Linked DNA regions of Homo sapiens: region 1 is linked to region 2. The links are chromatin loops, found by intact Hi-C in ENCODE. Cell type or tissue: HCT116. All regions are shown on one strand. Links, peaks and the distances in the headings refer to the core of each region. The heading gives the core; the rest is flanking DNA.

Region 1 (8,925 bases), core at 580-8,579, 550 kb before region 2:
TTATTCAGACAAGCCAATCACATCATCCCAGGGGAGCTAGGGGGCACCCCACTCTCTTGATACCATAAAGCTGCCTCCCACAGCCCCTGATTGTTCACTGTGTTTTAATCCAGCCCTTCCATGATGTTTTCCTCCCTTGGGGATGTGAATACCTGTTACTAATAAACTACTGTCAATCTCATCTGTCCGTGTCAGGTAAACTACTGTCAATCTCATCTGTCCGTGTCAATCTCATCTGTCCGTGTTTGACCATGGCTGCAACCGTAGGGCAGGAATTCCTCCCGTATTAGCAGGGTGAATAGGAGACAATCGAAACAATGAGGGTTTGATTCTTCTACATCCTTGCTAACACTTGTTATTGTCTACTTTATTTTTTATTATAGCCACCTTAGTGGACATGAAGTGACATCTTGTTATGTTTTGATTTGCATTCTCCTGATGTGGGACATCTTTTCTAGTCTACAGCCATACCACCCTGAATGCGCCCGATCTCATCTGAACATATTTTCATGTGCTTATTGGCCGTTTGTATATCTTTTTTGGAGAAATGGCTGTTCAGATCCTTTGCCCACTTTCTAATTGGGTTTCCTGCACTTTTATTGTTGAGTTGTAACAGATATATATTTTTTGAGTCAGGGTCTCATTCTGTTGCCCAGGCTGGAATGCAGTGGCATAATCATGGCTCACTGCAGTTTCAGACTCCTGGGCTCAAAGGATCCTCCTACATCAGACTCCCAAGTAGCTGTGACTACGTGTGTGCCACCATGTCCAGCAAATTTTTTTTTTTTTTTAGAGACAGGGTCTTACTATGTTGCCCAGGCTGAGCTATAACAGTTCTTTATATGTGCTGGGTATTGCCTCCCATTCTGTGGACTGTCTTTTCATTTTCTAGATAATGTCCTTTGAAACACAAACATTTTTAATTTTAAGGAAGTCCAATTTATTTTTTCTTTAGTTGTTTGTGCATTTGGTGTCATATCTAAGGTCACGAAAATTTCTTCTTCTAAGGGTTTTATAATTGTAGCTTTTACATTTAGGACTTTGATGCATTTTGAGTTAATTTTTGTATATGATGTAAGGCAGGGCATTATGGCTGAATCGTGTTTCCCCCCTACCCCCAAAATTCATATGTTGAAGTCGTAACCCCTAGTTACTCAGACTGTGACAGTATTTGGAAATAGAATCTTTAAAGAGGTAATTAAGTTAAAATGAGCTCATTAGGGTGGGCCCTAGTCCAATATAACTAGTATCCTTAAGAGGACATTGGGACACAGACATGTATGGAGAGAAGATCATGCAAAGTCACAGGGAGAAGACAGCCATCTACAAGCCAAAGTGTGAGAAGAAACAAACCCTGCTGACACCTTGATCTTAGACTTCTAGCCTCCAGAACTGTGAGAAAATAAATCACTGTTGTTAAGCCACCCAGTCTGATTCCTTTTTATGACAGCCCTAGCATACCATACACTAGGGGTACACCTTCATCCTTTAGCACATGGCTATCTACTTGTCCCCATACCATTTGTTGAAAAGACTCTTCTTTCTCCTTTGGATGGTCTTGGCATCCTTGTCAAAAATCAGTTGACCATGGACAGTTTTATTTCTGGAGTCTCTATTCCCTTATCTGTGTGTCTGTTCTTACACCAGTACCACAGTCTTGATTACTCTAGCTTTGTAATAAGTTTTGAGATAAGGAAGTGTGCATTCTCCAGTTTTGTTCTTCTCTTTCAAGATTGTTTTGGCTATTCCAGGTCCCTTGCATTTTCATATGAATTTTAGGATCAGTTTGTCAGTTTCTGCCAAAAAGGCAATAGGATTTTAATAGGGATTGCTTTGAATCTCTGTATCCATTGAGGAGTAATGCCATCTGAATGTAAACCAAAAATGAAATCCTAAGCCCCCTGACCATTCTTTTACCTCAGTCCCTTGACAAGGGCATCTCAGAGGTAACCTGAAAAAACAAATTCAGCCCATGATGGGGGAAGGTGGGAGTCTGACATGCCTCATTATGCCATCTTCCCTTTTGGAATCACCAATAGAACAGACTTGTTAAGTCTGTTAAACATTTACAATCTATTCTCTCCAAGCCTGCTATCTGGAGGCTTCACCTGCATGATAAAACCATGGTATCCACAACCCCTTATCTTAACCCAGACATTCCTAAGTGTTTAGACAACAACTTAACTTTTTCAACCAATTGCCAATAAGAAAATCTTTGAATCTACCTGTGACCCGGAAGCTCCCACTTCCCCGTTGTTTCACCTTTCTGGACCAAACCAATGTACATCTTCCATGGATTTGATTGATGTCTCATGTCTTCCTAAAATGTATAAAACTAAGCTGTTCTCCGACCACCTTGGGCACATGTTTTCATGATCTGAGGGCTGTGTCATGGGCCATTGGTCATTTATATTTGGCTCAGCATAAACCTCTTCAAATATTTTACAGAGCTTGACTCTTCATCGACATTAACAATATTGAGACTTTTGATCCATGAACATGAGGTTTTTTCACATTTATTTAGGTCTTATTTAATTTTTTTTGATGATACTTTGTGGTTTTTAGCATACAAAAGTCTTAAAGCACTTGAAAAAATTTAATTCTAACTTTTATTCTGCTTGATGCTATTGTGAATTGAATTGTTTGTTAATTTCATTTTCACTGCGTCCTCATTACTGGTATCCAAAAATACAACTGACTTTCCTTTTTTTTTTTTTTGAGACGGAGTCTCACCCTGTCACCCAGGCTGTAGTGCAGTGGCGCAATCTCGGCTCACTGCAAGCTCCGCCTCCCAGGTTAAATAGAACCAACTTATCTATATTGATCTTATAACCTGCAACCTTGTTGAACTCATTTTCAGCTTTAATATTCATGTATGTGTATTGTGTGTTTCCCAAGATTTTTGAAATACAAGATGTCATTGTATTAGTATGTTTTCATGCAGCTGATAAAGACATACCCGAGACTGGGCAATTTACAAAAAAAAGGGGTTTATTGGACTTACAGTTCCATGTGGCTGGGGAGGCCTCACAATCATGCCTGAAGGTGAAAGGCACATCTCACGCGGCTGTGGCAAGAGAGAGAATGAGAGCAAAGTGAAACAAGTTTCCCCTTATTAAAACATCAGATTTCGTGAGACTTATTCACTACCACAAGAACAGTATGGAGGAAACCACCCCCATGATTCGGTTATCTCCACCTGGTCCCTCCCACAACACATGGGAATTATGCGAGTACAATTCAAGATGAGATTTGGGTGGGGACACAAAGCCAAATTGTATCAGTCATCTTGTAGACATATTTTTACTTCTTCCTTTCTGATTTGGATGCATTTTCTTTCTTTTTCTTGCCTAATTCCTCTGACTAAAACCTCCAGTACTGGCAGAATAGGTAACTAGGCAGACATGAACAGGACAGGAGAGGGCCCTCCTCCCCAGGAATGTCAGGTGACCATCAGGTAATGGTCATGCAGTTGTTAAACTATCTAACATAATGGTTGTAGCTTGCGCCAGGGAAAGGCTGTCTCCCAATAGATAGAAACCACCTGAAGCTGGTGATCAGCAGCTTCTTAATAAGATCTCAGGATTTTGCGAGTAGGCTCAAGCATGCCCACCAGGAGGCAAACTGGTGGAGTTTAACAGGTATATGACCCTCCTCTGGGAACACTAGTCAACTGGTAAGGGAAAAATACCTCAAATGAACATGCACACAACTTCAGTAAACACACTGTACATGCGGCCCCACCCCAGGGCTAGCAGGCCACTGTGCATGTGGACAGCCCACCCCAAGGGAAGAATCAGGGGAGAAGAAACACAAACCCTGGAATCATGCCAATGTATAAAACCCTAAGTCAAGGGTCAGACAGTATACTTGAATCTCTCAAGTTGCCTGCTTGGCTCACTTCCAAGAATACTTTACTTCCTTTCATTCCTGCTCTAAAAGTTTTTAATAAATTCTCACTCCTGCTCAAAAACTTGCCTTAATCTCTCACTCTGCCTTATGCCCTCTTGGACAAATTCTTTTTATTGAGGAGGCAAGAATCTCGAGTTGCTGCAGACCTGTACAGATTCACTGCTAACAGTACAATGTTGAATGGAAGTGGCAAGAGTAATTATCTTTGTCTTGTTCCTGATCTCTTTTACCCTCTATCAGAAAAGTTTTTTTTTTCCTTAGAACTTCATTTCTGGATTACTACTGTCACCACCATTGTCACTGTAACCACCTGACAGGTGCTTCCTGCCCACTGCACAAACAAAATCAATTCATGGAGCATTGCAGTAAAGAAAGAGGTTAATTGATATGAAGACAGCCACACTTTGCAGGTGATGGAATTATTACTCAAATCAGTCTCATTGAAGGTTAGGGATTTTCCCAAGGTAGTTTGGAAGAAGGGGTGGAGGTGGCTAGACAATGGATACTTGCTGCTGATTGGTTGGGGGCACAATCATAGGGGTGTGGAAAACGGTCATCTTGTGCGCTGAGTTGCTTCTGGGTGGGGCCACAGGAGCAGTTGGTGGGTCCAGGTGGAGCCATTGGTGTCATGCAAAAAACCTGAAAAGATATCCCAAAAGGCCATTCTTAGGTTCTATAATAGTGATGTTATCTACAGGAGTAATTGGGAAAGTTGCATATCTTGTGACCTCCAGAATAATGGCTGACAATCACGTCCACACCATAGAAGAATTCAAGCTCCTCTATCCCCCTAGCCTGGTGGTCTCTCATTAGCTTTACAAGGTCGGTTGAGTTTTGGGGAAAGGCTATTATCATTTAAACTATAAACTAAATGTTTCCCAAAGTTAGCTTGGCTTAAGCCCAGGAATAATGAATGGCAGCTTGAAGGCTAAAGCCAGGAGGGGAGTTGGCTAGATGAGATCAAGAAGTTAGCCGGGCATGGTGGTGGGCGCCTGTAGTCCCAGCGACTCCAGAGGCTGAGCCAGGAGAATGGTGTGAACCCAGGAGGCAGAGCTTGCAGTGAGCCGAGATCACGCCACTGCACTCCAGCCTGGGCGACAGAGCAAGACTCCGTCTCAAAAAAAAAAGAAAGAAAAGCAAAAGACCTTGAAACTGGAAAATGGATTTCAGTTCTCCCTAGTCTTTGATGTACCAACTTGGGTTAAAAGTTCTTGTTTCTGTGTTTGAAGATAGTGACTTAAGGAAGAACTGAAGTTGGGAATGTAGTTTCTGTAGTTAATATTCATGTTACAAAAATAGAAGTCTAAACACCTGAAAAAAAGAATGAAACAACTCATAAACTTTTTTTTTGGATTTGCAATGATTTTGTACATTCCATTAGTTTTGTAACTTTCATGAAGGAATGCCTATTGTCCTGTTGGTGGCAGTAAAACACCACTCCTGGATCATTTGTTACTTGAATATTTCATTTGTTTGTTTTTAACTTTCTCTAGTGCATCTTCAGTTTGATGATAGGTTAGTTTCAAGATGCTATCTAGTAAATGCTAAAACAAACCAACAAACACAAATACTGGGCTTCTAATTAGGATACTCAAGGAATTTTAAAGTTTTAAAGTTTCAGAAATAATACATTTTATGAAACAGGGATCTGTATCAGGAAAAAATGTATATCATCACAGTACCATGCACATATTATATAATACCTTAAATTTGTTGAAGCAATTTCTCATTACTTATTTCTCATGAAACAATCCAAAATATCAAGAAGGGAAGACAGTTGAATAAACACACCATTTCCAAGTAGTCAGTGATTAAATTGAACTTAATGTACCCTAAGAAATACAAGCTCCCTTGACAGAGAACAAACAGAACAAAAAAATCCAGTTTCCTCCTTGTTCTATTTTTGTGAGCAAAATAAGTACTCATTTAAGCTTCCATCCCTTTTACTTAAAAATCCCTCTCTGTCTTCATCCTCTTCTGCTTTGCTCTTGTCTTTAATGAAGGTCTGTTCTGCCCCCATTCCAAGGCTAACTTCCTCACTATGTCCTTGATCCCATCTTTCCTGTCTCTCTTTGGAGAAGCCTGTGATGGTTAGTTAGTTCACTTATTCAACAGATATTCACTATTGACAGTCCCTGGGTTAGATGTCAGGGGATACAGAGATGACATTCTGTGTCCTGAAGTTGTCACATCTAATAGGGGAGGCACACAGACATAAGAATTCAGTGTGTTTGATCCTGGGGTTTAAAAGGGATCTTTGGGAGCCTAAAGGCAGAATGCCAAATTCATTCTGGGAAACTAGTAAACATTTTCCAAAGGTGGCATCTAACCTGAGAATAGGACATGAGGGTGAGAGTGAACAGCATGTAGAAGAGGAATGAGGAAGAATGGCTGAGGCAAGTCCTTTGCCATGGCACATTTGAGGGGGATGCGCAGGATACGATTCTGAGGGGCTTTAATTACATTTCTGCCATCAATTTATTGTGGAATTTTAATCAAATCATCTAACCTTTTAACACTTAATTTCCTAACTTATAAAATAAAGAGACAGGGAAGCATGCTCTAAATTTATGTCATGCCAGCTGTGTCAATCTGTGCTATAGGTGTGTGTATATGTGTGTATGTTTGTATGTCTTATATAACCATTTCAGTCCTTTAATGAGTAGATAAGAATCTTTGTATAATTTGCATGTTTGTTGTTTAAGTGCTTGGCTAAATTTATCTTTGCCTCTTTTACAAAAAAAAAAGTGTTTACAGAACAATATAATAAAATTAGGAGCAAAGGAATATTTTATTTGTTATACTTCAAGATGAATACCACCAAAATGTTTTCATTTCAACTTAAAAATCTCTTTATAACCATACTTGAATATAAACAACCCATTTGTTCTACATTAGTGAAATGTTAGTGTGTGTATTTTCTAGCACTCACACCTCTGCACTGTGATCATTCTATCAGGTATTTCTAGATATCCAAGCAATGTGTTGGATCTATGTAAAAAAAATCTGACAGCTACCATCAATAACAATATAATTGTGTAGCATTTAAACAGTTTGTAATGAGCTCTCAAATGCATTTTTTAAATGTTTAATAAATAAAATTAATAGTAAGACACCTATCATTTATTGAGCACTTAAAATGTATCTGATGCTGTGCTAAGCACTTTAAAACTAATCTTCACGGCCGGGCACATTGGCCCACGCCTATAATCCCAGCACTTTGGAAGGCCGAGGCAGGTGGATCACGAGGTCAGAAGTTCAAGACCAGCCTGGCCAAGATGGTGAAACCCCATCTCTACTAAAAATACAAAAAATTAGCCGGGCCTGGTGGTGGGTGCCTGTAATCCCAGCTACTCGAGAGGCTGAGGCAAAGAATTGCTTGAAGCCGGGAGGCAGAGGTTGCAGTGAGCTGAGATCACGCCACTGCACTACAGCCTGGACGACAGAGTCAGACTGTCTCAAAAAAAAACAAAAAACAAAACAAAAAAAAATAACTAATCTTCACTACCTTTAATTTTGTTTATTGTAGTATAATATACGTAACATAAAATGTACAATTTTGGTCAGGGCAGTGGCTCAGGCCTGTAATCCCAGCACTTTGGGAGGCCAAGGTGGGTGGATCACCTGAGGTCAGGAGTTCGAGATCACCCTGGCCAACATGGAGAAACCCCATTTCTACTAAAAATACAAAATTAGCGGGTGTTGTGGCGTGTGCCTGGCTACTCAGGAGACTGAGATGGGAGAATCGCTTGAACCCGGGAGGCGGAGCTTGTGGTGAGCTGAGATCGCACCACTGCACTCCAGCCTGGGCAACAGAGCAAGACTCCATCTCAAAAAAAAAAAAAAAAAAAAAAAAAGTACAGTTTTAACCATTCCTAAGTACACAGTTCAGTGACATTAGGTAAATTGACATTGTTGTGCAACTATCACCACCATCCATCTCCAGATCTTTTTTTCATCTTGCAAAACTGAAACTCTTGCACCTGTTAAATAGTAACTCCCCATTCCTTTCTCCCCTTAGCCCCTGGCAGTCACCATTCTGCTTTCTGTCTCTATGAATTTGGCTACTCTAGGTACCTCATGTAAGTGGAATTATATCGTATTTGTCTTATCTCTGGCATATTTCACTTAGCATAGTGTATGACCCTTAATTTTTTTACTGACATTAATTAAAAGAAATCCTAATTTTAACAATAATTCTATTACTGTTAATATTGTATTACTATTTTATCAGTGATTCTATTACTGTTAATACTGTATTGACTTGTTGGTATGAATCAATATGCTCATTTTACAGATTAGGAAACTAAGACTTATAAAAAGTTAAAAAACTTGGTTAAAGTCATTCAGTTAGGCAAATGACATACCACAATCACAACTAGGCCTGTCTTACTACAGAGGCAGTGTTCTTAACTTCTAAGCTATGGGGTGTGTGTGTGTGTGTGTGTTTATTTTAAACCTTACAATTGCTCTGTGAACAAGAGATTATATCCTACTTGATACTCAAATCCCAGGCATGGCGACATATGCCTGTAATCCTAGCTACTTGGAAGGCTAAGGTGGAAAGATCACTTGAGCCCATGAGTGCAAGACTAATCTGAACAACATAGTGAGACCCGTTATCTAAAAAGTAATAAACAAATAAATAAATAAAAGCCAGGTGGCTCTCACTAAAAATTCCATGCCTTTTTACGTTATACAGCAGGAGACCCTTAAATTATAGTGAAATCAGTCTCCATTCCACAAATCTATGTTGACATCATACTATGAGTGAAAACAGGTTTTTTAATTCAAGTTGTTTGAATTAAGCATATTCTATTGTATGTTCAAAGATAGTTGTCCCAATTTAAAAATGTCCTTGGTTGAATAGGATAGAAGCAGAGCCAGAGCAACCAAGAGCCATTGCTATATGAACAAATAATTGAATTTAGGCTAATGAAAATGAACTCACTGTCAAAAATCATCATGAAATTAAAATATTCTCTGCTCTTGACTGGCTGGAATAATATTTGA
Region 2 (8,925 bases), core at 466-8,465:
TAAAATTCAGAGGGTTTGGAGGATTTGGTGTTTACGATTCCTCAAAGTGGGTGGAAGGTAGGGAAGAAAGAGAAAGGAAGAGAGAGAGAAAGATGCAAAGAGAGAGAGAAAGATGCAAAGAGAGGAGAGAAGCAGGAGAGTAGAAGAGAGGAGAGAAGCAGGAGAGTAGAAAAGAGGAGAGAAGAAGGAGGGAAGAATGAGGAAGGGGGCTGAGATATTTAGGATATAATGAAAGCACAGAAACAGGGCGGACAAGGGGCATAGAAGGGGGAGCAGGGCCATGGGGGAGAACAGTCCACCCAAAGGGTGATGCGGAGAAGATGGGCTGGCAGAAGCAGGACTGAAATGTTAAGGAGGGGAGGCCCAGAGAAAAGAAGCCAGGCCCATTCTTAAGACAGGCATGCCCCCCAGTGCCCCTAGGACTCAGAAGACACGCATCTTTCTTTCAGGATCTTTTATTAACGTATAGAAAATGTGTTTAAAAAAGGAACTATACAGAGGCTAAAAGCAACCAGGACTAAAAATACTAGTTAACAATGGTTAACAAGCAGAGATTCCAGTCTTTGAGCTACAGTGCCATGAAAGGATCAGAGAAGTTGGTTTTTCCTCTCCCTTCCTCTGTACATTTTTATTTTTATTTTAGCTAATTAAAGTGTGCATCGTCTGAGGAGTATGTACTCCATTTTCTTTTTTTTTTCTTCCTTCCAGTCTTTCTTTTAAGTAAGCGCTTTTTCAAGCTCATTGTAGCTACAAAGTCAATAAATTGGTCTTTGTTATTTTTACCTGAAAAGGCTGTTAAAGGTTAAAATGACAAACTCAAATTCAAAGGGATTGGAGGATTTGGTGTTTATGATTTCTCAGAACAACAATCTAGAGACCACCAGGGTGGGTTTCAGCTGCTCGGAGCCCCAGTTAATGACCCCCTCAGTGTCACAGTGATTTGCTTAGGGTACTTGGGCATCCCCATGGGCCTGGGGAGTATTCGAGGTTGGAATCATTAGATGTGTGTGTTTGTGCATGTGCACCTGTGTATGTGTGCATGCATGTGTGTGTGTGCATGTGTGTGTGTGTGTGTGTGTGTGTGTGTGTGTGAATGATTGGAAGGAGGAGCCTGTGTGTTAACCAAAATAGACTCACATAGATTCTAAACCTTGAGTCTGTGGGACCATGGTGTGAGTCTGGGCCTCCGCAGTTGGTAAAGGAGCACTTAGTTGGCCGACATTTTTGCAGGAATTGAAGTGTCTATTGCATCTAATGCACAGGTGTCACTGCTGCCCAAGCAGCCCCCACACTGGAATGGAACCAGTGTTCTGGGGTTCTTTCTTGGGGAGATCTATTCCTTTATATATAAACATCATTCAATTAAAGGGAAGGGGTTTATGTCTGGAGTTTTGGCCTGGCAGCTAAAAATACCAGGTTGCCAAGTACTGATTTCCTTCTAAATTCCCCAAAGTAGCAGAGAAAGCTGATATTGTAGCCAACTGTCTTCTGATGCCTTCCCACCCACTAGGGATGTGGGGCAGGTAAGGAGTGGGGAAAAGAAACCAGGGGGATAAGTAAACTGAATGTATCTCCTGCCTTCTAGCCTCATTCCCCAAATATTTCCACTGATGTACTCCCGCAGGGGACTGTGAAGGTGTTTGTACCCCTGGGAGTCTGGAAGGAGGTAGCCTAAATCAGTCTACAACCTGCTGGAGTTAGCCTCAAAATTTATAGGATATCTGCATTTGTGCTATCCATACTGGTTTGAATACACTAATAATATAATCCTTTCTTCCCAAATTCTGGAGTAAAATTGATGCTCTGAGAACATGTGCCATGTTTATTCTGTGGCTTCTCCTTCCTCAATCCTGGCTACACTGCCTGCTCCAGCTTGAAAAAAATGACTGGATATCCCACTCTTCTAATGTTGGGATGTTCCCAAAAGAGTGGGGTGGGGGGTATTGGGTTTATGTTCTGGTTCTTATCTTCCCCCTCTCATTCTGTTGGGGACCCTCTCCCTCGTCTACCAAATTTAAAAAGAAAGAAAAGGAAAGAGATGTCAGAATGTTTCTTATTCCCCATGATGATGAGATTGAGGGTCCCCTGGAGTACATGGCAAAAATAATGCAAGAATTTCCTTTTCTTAAAAGTCAGAAGAAGTGGCATCAAAGCCCCCTTGTAAGAATATTAGTAAAATCCAAGATGGTGGTCACTCAGCTAAATAAATATAAAGAGCAGCCTCATGAAGTGGAAAAATCAAGGGCTTCAAAATTAGACAAAGGTTCAGATTATGGCTCTATTTAGTAGCTGTGTGACTTTGAGCATGTTACTTAACCTTCCTGGCCCTCCCTTCCCTCTTCTATAAAATGGTTAAACCTGACTTAAAGTTTATGGTGAGGATTTAGTAAAGTAATATATGTAAAGCCCTTTGCACAGTATCTGGTAAATAGTGGGTATGCAATAAATGCTATTTATCTTAGTGTTCATTTGTGGAGAATCAAATTAAAAAGCCTATACCAGACCCGAACTCAGCTCTGTTACTAATTGCCTGTGTGAATGTGAGCAAATTGCCTAAACTTTCTTGCCCTTGGTTTCCTTGAGAGGAAATAAAATGAGAGGATTATATTAGATGATCTTGAGTCCCATCCAGCTCTGAAAGTGTATTTCCAACATTTGCCTGTTGGAGGCAGTGTTGAGCATATTAGTGCTCCATGTCAGAATATTAAAGAGCAACACAGGGTCTCCCTAGGGGCTGCTAAACCAGTGATGGGAAGAAAATAACAGTTCATGCATTCTTGTCCTTGTGTTCACTTACTGACAGTGCATCTGGACTGAAACCCTTTCTTGTGACCTAGGTGTTCTAGACCTGTTGGGTGTATGGCTTGCTTCTCAGGGAAGATGTTTGCACCACCTGACCTGAATCCATGGTGCCAGTGAGTGAGTGCCAGTACCCAGGAGAGCTGGCCTCATAAGGATAATAGAGTTAAATGTTTTTGAACTGGAACTTTAGCATTAGCCTGGCTTCATGGCCCAGACAATAAGGAGCTGTTTTATGAAGTTATCAGAGGGGGCTGAGTGTGTCTGAGGAACAAGAGCTGTGTTATTTGGATGCACTGCAAGAGCCTTATTAAGCTTGAGGAAGGAGAGAGGATTTCCCCTTTGGAGAAAATGCAACACTGTCCAAAGACTGTGAGGTTTGCCAAGGACATTTGGACAATGAAGTGCTGCAGGTGCAATGAAGTCATGTTTCAGGCAAAGATTGACCTTAAAAAAATAAACAGAATGCTGGAGATGACAAATCAGGCTTGTGACTACTGGTGACGCAAAAGTCAGATCCAGGCAGAACTGGTTGAGCAAAGAAAGAAAGTCCTTCTGCTTCTGGTTTTCGGTGCAGTGACAGGCCTTGGTGCCTTAGTTTCTCCTCAAGTTAAGTGGGTGAATGGCAGAAGCTCTGGTGGGAGGCTGGAGGCCAGAACGTGAGAAGCCAATGCTGCTTCCTCTCCCATGGCCGCTCCTGCCTTGTCTCTGCCTTTCAGTGTGGTGCCACCGGTAGAAGGCTTGTTTTGAATCTCCAATGATCCATCAGCTTCTTCTTAATTTTATATTTTTCTTCTTTCCACCTGTTTCTCAAGGCTTGATGAATGTAGAACTGGCATAAACAAATCCAGAGTGGATACAATTAGAAAGAACCAGAGACATTTTTTCAAATTGGACCTGAATCTACACCAATACATCATCTTAAAGCATATAGGAGTTACTTTCCCTGCTTGCTTTTGAAAGTTTTCATTTGGTCTGTGAGTTCTCATCTGGACTGGTAGTGTCCAAATGACCCAGTATTGTTGAAGAAAGCTTTATCACATATGTGTAGGATTGGGTTATGGAAGAAGCAAAGGTTTGAGGAGGCATTCAGCTAAACATCTTCAGGAATGTGGTCAAAGAGAGGCTACAGGAACAACCCCAGGGGCCAGCCTGTAACTCAGCTTTCTTTAGAGGATAGACCCTCTCTGTCATGGTAACCTGGATGAAAGCAGACCATCAGGGAAGTGAGGCAGAGCTGAGTATGCAGCTCCTGGCATCTGGGTGGGAGGCAGACTCCCAGACTTCACACATCTGCCCCATTCCTCTGAGGTCCTGAGACTCCTCCTGCAGCCGTGGCAAGTTTGAAGCAAGTGAAAACAAATTATCCCAACTTCTTTGGGATTATTGAAACTGAACTGAATTTTGAATCTTTCAGAGGTTTCTTAATAAAAATTTAAGAGTGGACAGTGAGATGCAAGGAAGGCGGAAAGTGTCCCCCAACCCCATGCCCTACCTCCTTGGAAGAAAAGACATGGAACTAAGAAATCAGATTGACTAGTATTCTGGTGATAAGAAAGCAAGCAGTAGAATACCATATATCCTGGGCATGTGGCCCCACCTTTCCTGAAATTCTGGGTGGAGGTTACAAAAAAGAAAAAGAAAAAGAAAAAATGTTTTCATGTCCCTAGGGTATTTGCAAATCCAGGTCACCAGCTAGTCTATTTCAACACCCATAGCTTGGTGTATCTAGTGTTCTTGCATGTTCTGTCTTTTCTCCAGAGGAGAGGACAAAGAGGAACTCATAAACTCTTTCCCAACTGATGCTTTTACAAGAGCTATTTGAAAAGATTCCACAATGACTTTTTGTCCCTTAATCTACAGCTCTGCTCTGAGACTGGATTTGAAAAGTAAAAATGTGATTAGGATTGTTTGGTTTGGCATTGAGGTTATTGGCAACCATGGTTCTTTAGGTCTGGCTTTGAAATATCAGGGTGCTGGTTGGTTCTCAGGTGGAAGGAAGCGGGGCATTAGGAGTCCTACCACTTTATGAGTAGTAGAGGGGGAAGTTGGTAGGTGAGGGACAGGTGGATTCAAATATTTGTAGATGTTTGCTTTGCATTTCCTTGCTGCCATATGTTGTTGTTGTTCTTTTACAAATCAATCTCCCATACAAATCAGCTGGCCGGTTTTCCTGAGTCCTGGTTTGGCTCTCCTGGAAACTTGGAGACGTGGCCTTTCTCAACCCCGCTGACGTTTCACACGGGGTTTCAGGAGGTGACTGCCACCTTGTGGCCACACTTAGCAAGTCCCCTTCCACCAGTTCACTGTGGTCTCAAGGCCAACAGTTTTCCACAGACTTGTCATTCTTGCCACCTCTTCTACACCTGACCCCTTCACCTTCCAGAAATAACCCTGGTGAATGTGCATCTGATATGTTGGAAATTATCTTTATATGTTGGGGAAATGCAAAAAAGGGAAACTGCCTGGACCTTGGGTCTAGACAGTGAATCTATTGCAGTCATTGGTGGTGGTTTTGGTTTTGGGTATTAGTACATATCCTGATGTGTCTGTAGTTAAACAGCCTCTGAGAAGGGTCTACCTCGATTCCTTTTGAGTCCCTTGAGGGAAACTGGTGTGCATAGGGTGGGTGCTTTGAGAGTATTGCTTACTGGATCTACCTTTGGGAAATGCAGTTGTGCTTGGAGGAGCAGGATAAGCAGGAATCAGCGAGGAAAGTTATGAGCATTGAGTCAAGTTGACCATAGACCTTGGGATGAGAGTGGGGCACAGTGTCTTTTAAACATGGTGAAAACTCATGAGAAAATCACCCTATTAAATAAAAGGAATCTATAAATCCTTTTATAGAGGGTTGAATAAGCTGATCTTTGAAGTCTCTTTCTTGCTTCAAAATAAAGCTATGCAATGCCGCTGGTACTATTTATAAAAATGTTCCATAGTGTAGAATGGTTTCAATAAAAGGAAGATTTTTGTTTCCACTGATGTTTCTTGACTTTCACCTGAATTGACAACACATAATCTTTTTCCATTTCAACTTCCTTGATGAAGTGGGCGTGCTGGCACCACCCAGGTACCTGGTCTCTGTTTTTATGGACAAAAAGAGTTCAGCCTCTCACTCGGCATGATCTTTTCTGCAGTATTTTCGTGTGTGTGTGTGTGTGTGTGTGTGTGTTTTACTTATGACTCCTGAATCAATCTCTCTCTTTTCTTTCCCTCCCTCCCTCCCCTTCCTTCTTTCCTTCCTTCCTTCCTTCCTTCTTTCCTTCTTTCCTCATTAAACAGGGAGTCTAGTGAATTTTCATTACCTAATTGTGCTGTCCCACCATGCCAATTTCTACTTAGGTTTTCAGATCACAGATTAGCATCATTGACCGTCAAAACTGAAAGGGAAATTAGAACTCATTCTAGTCTAATCTCTCATCTGACAGATGAAGAAACTGGCCCAGAGAGGTGAAACAACCCAGCCGATGTCATGTCGTAGCTAAGATGACAGCTGTTGGCCTGTACCTCGGCCCTCAAGTTTCCCATGCAATGTGCTTCCTACTATTCATTGTTGCCCCGTCTCTAGGTAAGTCTTCTGTAATTTACATGCTTGTTGAAAGGATCTGTTTCTGTTTTTTCCTCCTCCCAGTTTGTTGAAGCCCATGGTTAACTGAGAAATGCAAGTGGTGCCTAGGTTTTTCAGGGTTATGCCTGTCACATCCACACTGCCGCAGTGAACAAAGCCTAGAAGCCTGCGGCAAGGGAAGCGCCTCCATTCAATGGTGGCTGGCTGCATCCCCATGAGGTCCGAGGCCTGATGGTCAGCCCAAGGGACTTTTCATCTTGGTTCTCAAAGCTTGGTAAGAGTGAGGATATTTCCATTAGAAAATTGCCGACACTAAGGCTCATCCAGTAACTGGTTGGCAAAGGTACACACTGCTCTGGTCAGACAAACATAGGCACTACAGAAAATGGTGCTGGGCCTTGAGGAATGGGAGAGGAAAGGGAGAAGACAGCTCAGGGAACTGGGCATGGATCTGGGCAGATGTTGCGGGGATGGTTGCTGATATTGGATTTGGAGGAGAAATTGAAAGGTCACGGCTTCTAGAGCATCTAGCTCTCTTGGGCTTAAGATCAAATTGTGCTAGTGAAGACAGTGCATCTCATAAAATGGGAAGTAGGCCCACAGTTATCACCTATTCACCTTTGGATTTCTGGATGTAATTTCCTTTGGCTATTGTCATTTTTCCTTTGCAAGGCAGAATAATAAAAGAAGATGGAAAGGCTTCTCATGATCTCACCTCATTAAGAAGGTCATTCCTGTTTCCCATAGGACCAAAAAAGAAAAAAAAAATCAACCTCTTTCCAGGATTATCAGTCAGGGGTATAGCTCTCTGGGCATATACCTTCTTCTCCTGACTCTTATTAAGCCACCTACACTAAGGAGGGCTTGGGTGAAGATAGATATGAGGCCTTCGGTTTGCAATTCAGAAAAAAAGAATCTGTGACAAATAGGACCAGAAATGGAGAAAACAGGGCTAGGGAAGATCTGTGTTTCCCATGGAAACTATAATCTCTATGGCAGTGCCCTGATTTTGACTTCTTCAGTCCTTTCCTCAATGCTTGACCCAAAAGTGCTAAAAACTACAACCATCTCCCCCTCCTACCTTTGCAGAAAGTGACTGTCTGTCTGACCTGAGGGTGGGGGCAGTGGCTGATGACTCACAGGCACATAGCCACTGTGCCACCCAGGGCCAGGAGCAGGCAATGCCTTGGGAACTAGATTCCAAAATGCTGGTTGGGCTTTTGAGGCTCTGGGGTCTAAGACAGGATGGGATTAGGCAAAAGACTCCATCAGGGCCAGAAAAGAGCCACTGTTCTTGAAAGGTAACAGGACATGTGGCTGGTATAATAAGAGTGTCAGAAGATGAGAATCTTTGGCCCATTATAAAGGACTTGGGGCTGGATGCAGTGGCTGTAGCCTGTAATCCCAGCATTTTGGGAGGCTGAGGTGGGAGGATTGTTCAAGGCCAGGAGTTTGTGACCAGCCTGGACAACACAGTGAGACCCCCATCTCTACAAAAAATAAAAGAAAAATCAGCCAGGTATGGTGGCTCATGCCTGTAGTCCCAGCTACTCAAGAGGCTGAGACGAGAGGATCACTTAAGCTCAGGAAGTCGAGGCTGTAGTGAGCTGAGATTGCACCACTGCACTCCAGACTGAGCAAGAGTGAGATACTGTCAAGAAAGAAAGGAGGGAAGGAGGGAAGGCAGGAAAGAAGGAAGGGAGGAAGGAAGGAAGGAAGGAAAAGAACCTGGGTTGTTGGGATGCGGTGTAGTTGATCTGTTTCCTTTTAAGGGGAATTGTTGGCAAAACTCTCTTGCTGAGGCTCTTTTCTCTGGGCCAGTGTGAGAACCTGGCCATGTCAGGCTGTGACAAAATCACAAATACCTGGAAGGCAGAGGACATCTCAGAAGAAGGGTAGAAAAATGTGTGTGCCTGTCACCATAACAATCTGCACCCCACGACTTGGCTTTGAATTGGCCCTTTAAGAAAACTTCCTACTTCTCCTCCTTGGTGGGAAAGGAGGTGAAGGTTGAGGAGGCCTGGGTAGGAGGGAGAATGGAGACTGAGGGTCAGGCTCCAGGGCAGCAGAAACCAAGAGCAGATGTTAGCCAGCGGATTCCTGCGACATCCCTGCTTCCTTCACATACTCTTAATATGTTGCAAAACACATTGCTATTACCCTCCCCCCTTGTTTCATATTATAAAATACAAACAAATGACAGAAAATATTGGTTGGCTTGCAGCCGCCCACTGCTCAGAACTGTAAGGACTGCCGTTTTCTCCCTGCCATGAGACGGTGGTTGTAGGGGCGCATCTTCATTTCCACAAAGGGGATGGAGAACTCATGGCCTTTCCAATGGTACCAGTTGATGCCCTGGGCGTGAGAAAGATAAGCATGTCAGGTCATCCCCCACCATGGAACGCCCCACTTCAAAAAAGGGGTAATTATGGGAACAGGGAATCCACAATGTGGGGTTAGCTATTTTCAGCTAACATGAAGCTTCAAGGCCGAGTTCCCAATAAAGTGAAAGGGGCAGAGTCTCTTTCTAGCTTTCTCCTTAAATGTGCCGGTGGCCT

What was found. Hi-C counts contacts between places; a loop is a spot of excess contacts. Peaks named below come from ENCODE experiments on the same cell type or tissue, not always from the same donor. Only the 100,000 strongest peaks of a DNase experiment are listed, where the experiment ranks them.
Region 1: it touches region 2 in a loop (4-fold over the local background); 4 of 110 quality-filtered maps call a loop at or near these places.

The regions. Positions count from the first base shown.
Region 1 is chr1:174,764,824-174,773,748 of GRCh38, forward strand. The region is part of intron 18 of RABGAP1L (RAB GTPase activating protein 1 like); the gene reads left to right. Among named protein-coding and RNA genes, the nearest start is that of RABGAP1L-AS1, 180 kb to the right of the region's middle. In HCT116, for the core only: a CTCF peak has its summit at 5,319 (motif pointing right); a DNase peak (open chromatin) is centred at 5,358.
Region 2 is chr1:175,314,755-175,323,679 of GRCh38, forward strand. It overlaps TNR (tenascin R), which reads right to left. Exons shown (of 23, transcript NM_003285.3): 23 at 440-8,722. The coding sequence ends at 8,603. LOC105371623 (a long non-coding RNA gene) reads left to right here. Exons shown (of 4, transcript XR_001738302.2): 2 at 6,228-6,367. Among named protein-coding and RNA genes, the nearest start is that of KIAA0040, 130 kb to the left of the region's middle. In HCT116, for the core only: CTCF peaks have their summits at 2,675 and 5,091 (motif pointing left); DNase peaks (open chromatin) are centred at 2,627 and 5,047.